Linked DNA regions of Homo sapiens: region 1 is linked to region 2. A link is an interaction called in ENCODE POLR2A ChIA-PET data of the cell type or tissue named here. Cell type or tissue: GM12878. All regions are shown on one strand. Links, peaks and the distances in the headings refer to the core of each region. The heading gives the core; the rest is flanking DNA.

Region 1 (5,379 bases), core at 91-5,090, 52 kb after region 2:
GGATTATGGGATTACAGGCACCTGCCACCACTCCCAGCTAATTTTTTTATTTTAGTAGAGACGGGGTTTCACCATGTTGGCCAGGCTGGTCTTGAACTCCTGACCTCAGGTGATCCACCTGCCTCGGCCTCCCAAAGTGCTGGGATTACAGGCACGAGCCACCAGGCCCAGCCTAGTAGTTTTAATATATATATTTACTATAATTTTAACTTTTAGTAACCTAATTTCTAGTGAAAAACCTAGAAAGTAATTTTGAACTTTTTTGTCAATATTTGTAGATGAAAATTACTTCATAATTTTTTAAAGATGTTTCTTCCATTTTTATTAACAGATTGAAATATATTTAGCTTTGTTAAACCATAAAGACAACAAAGTATATAAGCTTAAGCTTAAAAGACTAAGTATCATTAATATTGATTAATATTTTATCCCAGAGCTTGGGCCACTAGCTGTAACCTGCCCTGCAGCTGGTAGGCCTAGGCAAGCCACTGTGCCTGGCCTGGTTACCTTTAGAAACACTTTTTTTTTTTTTTTTTTTTTTTGTGACAGGGTCTCGCTCTGTCACCCAGGCTGGAGTGCAGTGGCACAGTCTCGGCTCACTGCAGCCTCTGCCTCCCGGGTTCAAGCGATTATCCTGCCTTAGCCTCCTAAGAAGTAGCTGGGATTACAGGCATGCACCACCACACCTGGCTAATTTTTGTATTTTGAGTAGAGACAGGGTTTCACCATGTTGGCCAGGCTGGTCTTCAACTCCTGGTGTCAAGTGATCCACTCACCTCGGCCTCCCAAAATGTTGGGATCACAGGCGTGAGCCACGCCTGGCCAGAAACACTTTTCAGATACGGATTTCAGATTGTTTTGTTAATAATTGTCCTTATTTGCATAGTTTTTGCTTTTTGAGACAGGGTCTCACTCTGTTGCCCAGGCTGGAGGGCAGTGACACAATCTTGGCTCACTGCAACCTACACCTCCCAGGCTCAAGTGATCATCTGACCTCAGCTTCCCTAGTAGCTGGGGCTATAGGCGCATACTACCACACCCACCTGCCATTACACCTGGCTAATTTTTTATATTTTTTGTAGAGACAGGGTTTCTCCATGTTACCGAGCTGGTCTCCTGGACTCAAGCGATCTGCCCGCATCGGCCTCCCAAAGTGCTGGGATTATAGGCATGAGCCACTGTACCCAGGCCGTATTTTTTATTCTTAAATTGATTATGCTTTATATTTCTAGATGTCTAAAGTCAACAACAAAAAACTAAAAGATTAAATTGATATCTCAGCATTTTAACTTACTTAGAAATGACTCAGACACTTTATGATTATCTATTACATAATTTAACATAACATTACTTCAAGATACACAGTTCAAAGACATATGCATGCTATGGACATACATATGTCTTCAAAGGTCTCACCATGGTCACCTGTCCAGGTCCCAAAATATATATATATATTTTTGAGACAGAGTGTCACTGTGTTGCTCTGGCTGGAGTCCAGTGGCATGATCTTGGATCATTGCAAACTCCACCTCCCGGGTTCAAGTGATTCTCGTGCCTCAGCCTCCCAAGTAGCTGGGATCACAGGCATGTGCCACCACACCTGGCTAACTTCGGTATTTTTAGTAGAGGGGGGTTTCGCCATGCTGGCCAGGCTGGTCTCAAACTCCTGATCTCAAGCAATCCACCCACCTTGGCCTCCCAAAGTGCTGGGATTACAGGTGTGAACCACCACTCCTGGCCTGAACCACTCTCTTATGTGTCTCAGACTGCCTCTAATCACCAGGTAGCAGTAGGGTTCTCAAGTTATCAGGGTTACCAGTTCCTTATTTATGCCTTTCTGGATAAGTAAGTGTCCCTAAAATGTTCTTTCAGTGAGGAATGCCCTGTAAGTCTGCTTTGTGTCCTAGGCAACAGTCCTGACATCTCTGCAGTCTCTAGTCACCTAGACCAGCTGAATGGTTCAGACAGAGTCATTGTCTCATCTCTTCAGGGTAATATAATTCACCCTCATGCACTCTTTGGTTTTGAAATAACAGGAATTGGTCACAAATGAAAAGACAAGTCTGAATTATAAGAAATAGAAAGCAGTTGCAATTTCAAAGGCATGCTAGGTAGTTTTAGGCTATAAGAAGTGAAACCACTTGTATTAGTTCTTTCTTACATTGCTATAAATAAATACCTGAGACTAGGTAATTTATAGACAAAAGAGGCTTATTTTGCTCACGGTACTGCAGGCTGTACAGGAAGGATGGCAGCATCTGTTTCTGAGAAGGTCTCAGGAGGCTTTTACTCATGGTGAAAGGCAAAGCAGGAGCCGGCATTTTATATGGCAGGAGCTAGACCAAGAGAGAGGGTGGGGAGGTGCTACACACTTTTAAACAACCAGATGTTGTGAGAACTCACAAGGGGGCATGGTACTAAGCAATTCATGAGAAACCATCCCCATAATCTAATCACCTCCTACCAGGCCCCACTTCTAACACTGGGGATTCGACATGAGATTTAGTGGGGACACAGACCCAAATCATATCATTCCACCCATGGCCCCACTAAATCTCATGTCCCTCTCACATTGCAAAATACAATTATGTGTTCCCAATAGTCCCTCAGAGTCTTAACTTATTCCAGCATTAACTCAGAAGTCCAAAGACTCATCTGAGACAAGGCTAGTCCCTTCTCCCACCTCAGCCTCCCGAGTAGCTGGGACCACAGGCGTGTGCCACCATGCCCAGCTAATTTTTGTATTTTTAGTAGAGATGGGGTTTCACCATGTTGGTCAGGCTGGTCTTGAACTCCTGATCTCAGGTGATCCACCCGCCTTGGCCTCCCAAACTGCTGGGATTACAGGTGTGAGCCACTGCACCTGGCCTGGTATTTTACGTTTAATGTATTGTTAGATTTATCAGGCGTGGTGGCTCATGCCTACAGATGTGATTACAATCCTAGCCTTTTGGGAAGCTGAAGTGGGTGGATCACTCGAGCCTAGGAGTTTGATACCACCCTGGGCAACATGGCAAAACGCCATCTCTACAAAAACAAAAACAAAAAGAAAAAAACAACCAACCAAATCAAACAAAACAAAACAAAAACTAGCTAGGCGTGGTGGCTTGTGCCTATAGTCCCAGCTACTCAGGAGGCCGAGGTGGGATTCCTTGATCCCAGGAGGCGGAGGTTACAGTGAACCATGAGACTCGCTCTGGCCTGGGTGACAGACCAAGACCCTGTCTCAAAAAAAAACAACAACAAAAAAACAAGGCCGGATGCAGTGGCTCACGCCTGTAATCCCAACACTTTGGGAGGATGAGGCGGGCGGATCACTTGAAGTCAGAAGTTTGAGACCAGCCTGTCCAACATGGTGAAACCCCGTTTCTACTAAAAATACAAAATTAGCCAGGCGTGGTGGGGCATGCCTGTAATCCCTGCTACTCGGGAGGCTGAGGCAGGAGAATCACTTGAACCCAGGAGGTGGAGGTTGCAGTGAGCCGAGATCATGCCATTGCAGTCCAGCCTGGGCAACAGGAGCAAAACTCCGTCTCAAAACAAACAAACAAATATAGATATATAGATAGATGTGGGGGTGGGGGAGACAGTTGGATTCAATTTGCTAAAATTGTGATTAAACATTTTGTATCTATGTTAATGAAGGACATTGGTATATAGTTTTTTTCTTATAGCATCATTTTTTTTTCTTTTTTTTGAAACAGTTTTATTTTGTCACCCAGGCTGGAGAGCCGTGGCGCCATCAGCTCACTGTAACCTCAAACTCCTGGGCTCAAGGGATCTTCCTACCTTAGTCTCCCAAGTTGTTGGAAAAATAGGTGCACACCACCACACCCAGTTATTTTTCCAAATTGGCTGTATAATTTTGCATTTCCATCAGCAATGTATGAGGGTTCCACTTGCTCCAAATCCTTGTCAATATTTGGTATTTTCAGTTTTTTTTTTTTTTGAAATGGAGTCTTGCTCTGTCACCCAGGCTGGAGTGGAGTGGCATGATCTCGGCTCACTGTGACCTGTTGTTGACCAAATACACACATTGAAAAATGTAATTCAAGAGTGGGATATCAGATTCTTGGCTTATAACTAATGATCAAGATTGTACAATGAGCAATAGTCAGATTATTCCTTTCAATGGTTCTTATGGCATCTAAATTACTGATTAATCCATCAATCAATCATAAATTGTGATTAAAATTATCAAATGAATTTTCAGCATTGAAAACTGTTGTGTGAAACATGTCTAACCAGAGAAGTAACATCCTATAAACACTACTTTAGCTAAATTGTTTTAAAGTATTATAAATAAAGTGAATTTCAGAGTAAAAATAAGGTACGTTTTCTGAGCAATAATCAATAAGTTAATCCATAATTTCTTAATTTGCAAATTTGTTTCTTATTTCAGGATTTGGAATATAGTGTGAGGGTTTTGTTTTGTTTTGTTTTGTTTTTTTTAAGACGGAATCTTACTCTGTTGCCCAGGCTGGAGTGCAGTGGTGTGATCTTGGCTCACTCAACCTCTGCCTCCTGGGTTCAAGTGATTCTTCTTCCTCAGCCTCCCGACTAGCTGGGATTACCAGCGCGTGCCATGCCCGGTTAATTTTTGTATTTTTAGTAGAGACAGGGTTTTGGCATGTTGGCCAGGCTGGTCTCAAACTCCTGACCTCAGATGATTCGCCTGCCTTGGCCTCCCAAAGTGGTGGGATTATGGGCGTGAGCCACTGCGCCCGGCCTAATTTCTTAATAGATATCTAAATACATATGCATATACTTATTATGTATTTATTTATTTTTTGAGACATGGTCTTGCTCTGTTGTCCAGACTGGAGTGCAGTGGCGCGATCTTGCCTCACTGCAGCCTCCATCTCCTGGGCTCAAGCAATCCGCCCACCTCAACCTCTTGAGTAGCTGGGACTATAGGTGTATGACCCTATACCCAGCTAATTTTTTATTTTTAGTAGAGATGAAGTCCTGTTATGTTGCCCAGGCTGGTGTCCAACTCCTGAGCTCAAGTGATCCTCCTACATCAGCCTCCCAAAGTTCTGGGATTACAGTTGTCAGCCACCATGTCTGGCAAACTCAATTCTTTTTAATGACAGTATAATACTCCTCTGTATGGATGTTCCAAAATATATTCACCCATTCCCTTATTTATGAGCATTCACTTCATTTCTCCCACCACAAATTATACCATTAATTTGTACATTTAGTCTATGTACGAGTGCTTTTATTTCCGTGAACCAAAATTTTAGAAATAGAATTTGCTGGGTCAAAGGACGCACACACATAGTTGTTACGGAATAATAAATAGATATAAATAACATTCATTACATCTAGTGTAGACAAAATAACAAAACAAATATCTGTCCACTTACTAACTAG
Region 2 (5,379 bases), core at 139-5,138:
TCTCACCTCAGCTTCCCAAAGTGCTGGGATCATGGGCGTGAGCCCCTGTGCCCAGATAGTTATTTTAAATAAATTCTTATTTTATGCTTTTTAAAAGGCTTTATTGAGACAGAATTTGCATACCATACAATTCACCCATTTAAAATGTGCAACTCGCCAGTCACGGTGGCTCACGCCTGTAATCCCAGCACTTTGGGAGACTGAGGTGGGTGGATCACTTAAGGTGAGGAGTTCAGGACCAGCCTGGCTAACATGGTAAAACCCTGTCTTTACTAAAAACACAAAAACTAGCCGGGGATGGTGGTGCACACGTGTAATCACAGCTACTCAGGAGGCTGAGGCAGGAGAATCGCTTGAACCCGGGAGGCAGAGGTTGTAGTGAGCCGAGATTGCGCCACTGTACTCCGGCCTGGGTGACAGAGCGAGACTCCATCTCAAAAAAAAAAAAAATTCTAAATCATTAAGCAGAGGAGTCCTGTATTTCTACAGGTCAAAATTCTATTCTCTCATTCCCCAATCTCTATAATTCTCTGTGTTGGCCATTTTTAATGTTTAAGATATGCCCATGCACAGACTTTTTATGCAAATGTTATACTCGAACCATTCCATGTTCTTTCAATTCTATGTTTTAGTTATTTAAATATATACTTTTATATAGGAAACATATAGATCAGATTTTTCATGGTCAAAATCTGTTTCCTGTTTTACTGAGTCTCATGGTGGCTTGACAGTGGCGTGTGTATGTGTGTGTGTTTGTGTGTGTATTGAAATCGTGACCTTGTGTTTGATTGAACTTAAGCTCAAGGAGACCTGAACACATAAATAGAAATTATTTTCCCCCTGAAAAGGTTTGCACTTGCTTTCTGCAGTTACCCATGGGGCATTACCAACCCAGGACCATTTTAACCCTCTTCAAGAATTCCAGTTTAATATGGGAGCTTCAATTCAGACTCCTACTTTGTGGGGAACCTAAGATTCCATGTTCCAAGCTAGTTTTAGCGTTTGCTGGCTTACAGCCCACTGTTTCTGTTTCAGCCTACAGTTTTCACCTGCTTTCTAAGAGCCTAGTGATGCATTAAAAAGGTATAATTTGTGAACATCTGATTGATTGCAGTGGCAAAGAGAGGGCCCTTCTGAATACCTGGCCCCTAACTCCTCTGGAGATAGAACCCTCTTCTTTTCTTTCTGAACCTATTCCCTATCAGAAACTCCCAAGAATGCCCTTGAAACCTATATGCCTCCTTTCAAATATGCCTGCCAGACTGTTTTAAAATAGTTTTACACACTTTCTTTAGGATAAAAGAATGAAAGAGTTTGAATGGATGTTATTTCTCAGAGAATTGGGGCTACTCAGAAGGAATCCTTGTCCACAACCCATGATGTTTGCAGGAGGAATGATAGGGTGAATGTGAGTGGCCTGGTCTGAGTCCCTGCTATGTCTGTCCCTCCTAATAAGTTCCTGTTTTCTCTTCCCTCTGTGTCCAGCATAATTACTTGAAAACCATGATGGGCCTCCAGCAGGCACATAGAAAATAGAACCTCATCGCCAGTACCTTAAAGGACAAGACCAGCAACTCCCACCTACTGTAGTGGAGCTGCTCAACCACCTGCCCAGAGCTGCAGCCCCCTCTACTCCAATGCTGGGACCCAGCACAGAGAACACATTTGGCCTGCATGTTGGGAGGAGCATCCTCCAAGGACAACCTTGCTCATCTCCACAGAGCACTTTGGGTTTTAATTCACTGTCTTATATGCAGGGACAGGATAAAATAACTTTCTAGTTTGGACTTTCAGTGCTCATCTGAGAACTTTGTCTTATTTCCTGTCTGAAAGGACATATTCTCTATGTATGTGTGAGGTCAGAACTGAGTCTCAAGTAGGAAGGCAGAAAAGTAGCTCAGCCAGGCTCCTCCTGGCAGGCCTTTGTCACACTGGTCAGCCCCTTTCCTGGATAGACATCCTAGGGTGGGGGTGGTGAGCTCGGTCTGAGGAGCTCTGCTTCTCACAGCTCCCTCAGACCCTAAGTTCTCTCAAGACATCTTTTCTGTGTTTCTGAGCCAGTGAAGAAGACAGGAGGAGGCCCTCCTTCATTTGGCAACCAGGGGAGGATAAGGTCTAGCCACAGAGACCAGAAAGGGATGAGGCAGAGCTGGCTCCATGTACCAGGGAATAAATGAGCAGCTTCTGGGAGACATGTCCTCTGCATGTTTCCAGAACACCACGGCCTTCCCTACGCAGCATGCACGGCCACCAGGCACCAGGGTGCCTCCCCTCCCCGCTTTCTCTCTCCGTGTAGGCTGCACTGAGCAGAAGTGAAAGTGAACGATTTACCCTGAATAGGAACTGGGATCACTGTCAAGGCTGAGCAGGGAAGAGAGAAGATATCACTCTCTATCAAGTTACCAGGCTGCAGCTTGGGCCCTTGGTGGTGGCACCAAAGGGAAAGAGTTCATTACTTTGCTCAGAGAACAAACTCAGGCCCTCTGGGGCCTTCCAGGCTGACTGATACGCCCCTGGGTTGGTAAACCAAGTCTCCACTGAGCGAAAAGTTTCAGTGCTTCCTTGGAATTGTATCTCACCCCCTCTTCTGTTCTTATGGGTCAAGGCCTTGGCCTGACACTCTGTGGGTGCTCCCCCGTCTGACACCCTCATCAGGGCCTTGAGGTTTCTGTTATTCTTCCAACAGTGGGAGAGGAGGTTCTGCTCACCTGGCAGTCCTGTCATGGGAAGCTGTGAGAGAAAAATACATCACTTCTGATGGGTGATATCTAGCTCTGGGACCACTTTGTATGAGGAAAGATGGAAGGAACTAGGTCTGCTTACCTGAAGAGGAAGAGAAATGTGACAGAGGCCATGAGGGGCTGCCAGGTAGAAGGGAAAGCAAGAGGATGTGGATGTGGGCTGAATGAGTAGCAAACATTTTTCCCAAAGGTTTTGTTGTTATTGTTGTTGTTTTTGAGACAGGGTGTCACTCTGTCATCCAGGCTGGAGTGCAGTGGTGCCATCACAGCTCCTTGCAGCCTCAACCTCCTGGGCTCAATCCTCCCACCCCAGCCTCCTGAGTAGCTGGGACTACAGGTGCGCACCACCATGCCTGGCTAGTTTTTTAAATTTTTTCTGGAGATGGAGTCTCACTATGTTGTCCAGAATGGTCTTGAAACTTCTGGGCTCAAACGATCCTCCCACCTCAGCCTCCCAAAGTGCCAAGGGATTACAGGTGTGAGCCACCTCTCCTGGCTAAGATTGTTATCTCAAAATAAGAAGAGGCTTAAAATGAGAGCAGTCCTGGCATGAAGTCATTAGTGAGGGCCCTGCAGCAGTAGGCTGTCTGGCAAGGAGGTTGCACCTGGTTGAAGGTTGAACTGGATAGTATCTATCCAATCAAAAACCCTGTGATTCTGCTCTTCAGCCCATCAGCAGATGGACATGGATTTTGTTGAAGAAAGTGATAGGATTGCCTTGGGGGCTCTGCCCTCTCCCTCCTCCAGCTCCTTTCTCTTCCCCTGACTGATGCTTCCAGGAGTCGATGCTTCCAGTATGGCAGGAAGGTAGGGGTGTTGTGTTCATTCAGATGGGTCTGTCATTCCAGAAAATAGTTCCTGCTGAGTTAATTTGCCAGCCAAGTCACCCCTGGAGGGACTTCCAGTTGCAACAATGTGACAGGTGAGATAATCTGAAAACATTCCTGCTACAAATAGAGGTGCTGACTAAAATATAACATTCTTTTAAATACAGTTGACCCTTGAGGCCACATGTGGTGGTTCATGCCTGTAATCCCAGCACTTTGGGAGGCTGAGGCAGGTAGATCACTTGAGGCCAGGAGTTTGAGACCAGCCTGGCAAACATGGCAAAAACCTGTCTCTACTAAAAATACAAAAATTAGCCGGGTGTGGTGGTGCACACCTGTAATCCCAGCTACTTGGGAGGCTGAGACACAAGAATTGCTTGAACCTGGGAGGCGAAGGCTGCAGTGAGCTGAGATCATGCTGCCGCACTCCAGCCTGGGGAACAGAGATTCTGTCTCAAAAAAAAAGAAAAAGAGAAAAGAAATACAGTTGACCCTTGAACAACACGGGTTTGAAATGCACAAGTCTACTTATACATGGGATTTTTTCAACCAAAGGTGGATTGAAAATACAGTATTCAAGGGATGCAAAATCTGCATATGTGGAGAGTCAACTTTTTGTATGTGCAGGTTCCGCAGGACTGAGTGCAGGACTTATGTGTGGATTTTGGCATATGGAAGGGGCCCTGGAGCCAATCCCACATGTATACCAAGGGACGACTGTACAAAGTAAGATTTGCAAGCAAGAAAGGGAACTGTCAGGAGCTGAACATAAAGGAGGAACTGAAAACCTGAGTGGTCAGCGTGTGAACTGGCTATGTCTTCTAGGGACTAGGAGAAGGTATGTGAGCGGATTGTTACTTTTGAAGGTTAAATGTCCACATAAGTATGAGAAATAAGACGTCAGTTCATGCCATATAGGAAGCTGGAAATGGGACTGCCTGAATAAAGATGGCACCCTGAAGGCTTCATCACTGGTGAAGAGGTGAGCTAGAAAACCGAATGTCTAATTGTCTCCCTAAACATACTTTACCCATAACCTTCCTTAGCCTAATTGCTCAGGCTAAAATCCTTAGTTTTGTACTTCATTCCTCTCTTCTCTCAGACCTCACACTGAATCTATCCAGAAATTCAGTAGGCTTTACCTTCCTCCTATATTCAAAATCTGACCATTTCTCACCACTTCTTGCCTGGATATTGCAACAGCTTCCTGTCTCCTGGCTTCTCCTTTTGCTCTCTATTTCCAGAACAGCAGCCTGGCTGAACCTTTTTTTTTTTTTTTTTCCTCATGCTGGAGAGCAGTGGCATGATCCTAGCTCACTGCATCCTCGAACTCCTGGGTTAAAACAATCCTCCCATGTCAGCCTCCAGAGTAGGTAGGATTACAAGCCACCAGGTCTAGCCCTGGTTGACCTTCTGAAATATGTTAGATCACATTACACCTCTTCTCAAATTTTTAATGGTTTCCTATTTTGCTCAGAGTGAAACCCAAGTCCTTAAAACATCCCACAAGATCCTATATAATCGTGACTTCTATGATTTCTCTACTCTTGTCTCATCTACTGTCCCCTTGCTCACTCTACTCCAGCCACATGGGCTTCCTTACTTTTCCTCCCAACATGCCAGACAGACAGCTCCTGCTTCCAGGCCTTTGCAATGGCTGTTTCCTCTGCCTAAAACATTCTTTCCCTACATGTCCACATGATTCACTTTCCTAAGTCCTTGCTTAAATGTCACTTTTTTCTTTTCTTTTTTTTTTTTGAGTCGGAGTCTCGCTGTGTCTCCCAGGCTGGAGTGCAATGGTACAATCTTGG

What was found. ChIA-PET counts read pairs that join two places held together with the same protein. Peaks named below come from ENCODE experiments on the same cell type or tissue, not always from the same donor. Only the 100,000 strongest peaks of a DNase experiment are listed, where the experiment ranks them.
Region 1: POLR2A ChIA-PET joins it to region 2 with 5 read pairs; 11 of 35 experiments call an interaction of 5 or more read pairs at or near these places.

The regions. Positions count from the first base shown.
Region 1 is chr3:47,172,674-47,178,052 of GRCh38, reverse strand. The region is part of intron 2 of KIF9-AS1 (KIF9 antisense RNA 1); the gene reads right to left. Among named protein-coding and RNA genes, the nearest start is that of KIF9-AS1, 11 kb to the right of the region's middle. RefSeq lists an enhancer at 2,244-2,303. In GM12878, for the core only: no CTCF peak of the experiment used is centred there; a DNase peak (open chromatin) is centred at 2,082; H3K4me3 peaks cover 498 bases; H3K27ac peaks cover 2,193 bases.
Region 2 is chr3:47,224,809-47,230,187 of GRCh38, reverse strand. It overlaps KIF9 (kinesin family member 9), which reads left to right. Exons shown (of 21, transcript NM_182902.4): 21 at 1,486-2,190. The coding sequence ends at 1,536. The region is part of intron 2 of KIF9-AS1 (KIF9 antisense RNA 1); the gene reads right to left. Among named protein-coding and RNA genes, the nearest start is that of SNORD13J, 23 kb to the left of the region's middle. RefSeq lists an enhancer at 1,978-2,237. In GM12878, for the core only: no CTCF peak of the experiment used is centred there; DNase peaks (open chromatin) are centred at 1,762, 2,327 and 4,377; H3K4me3 peaks cover 939 bases; H3K27ac peaks cover 2,679 bases.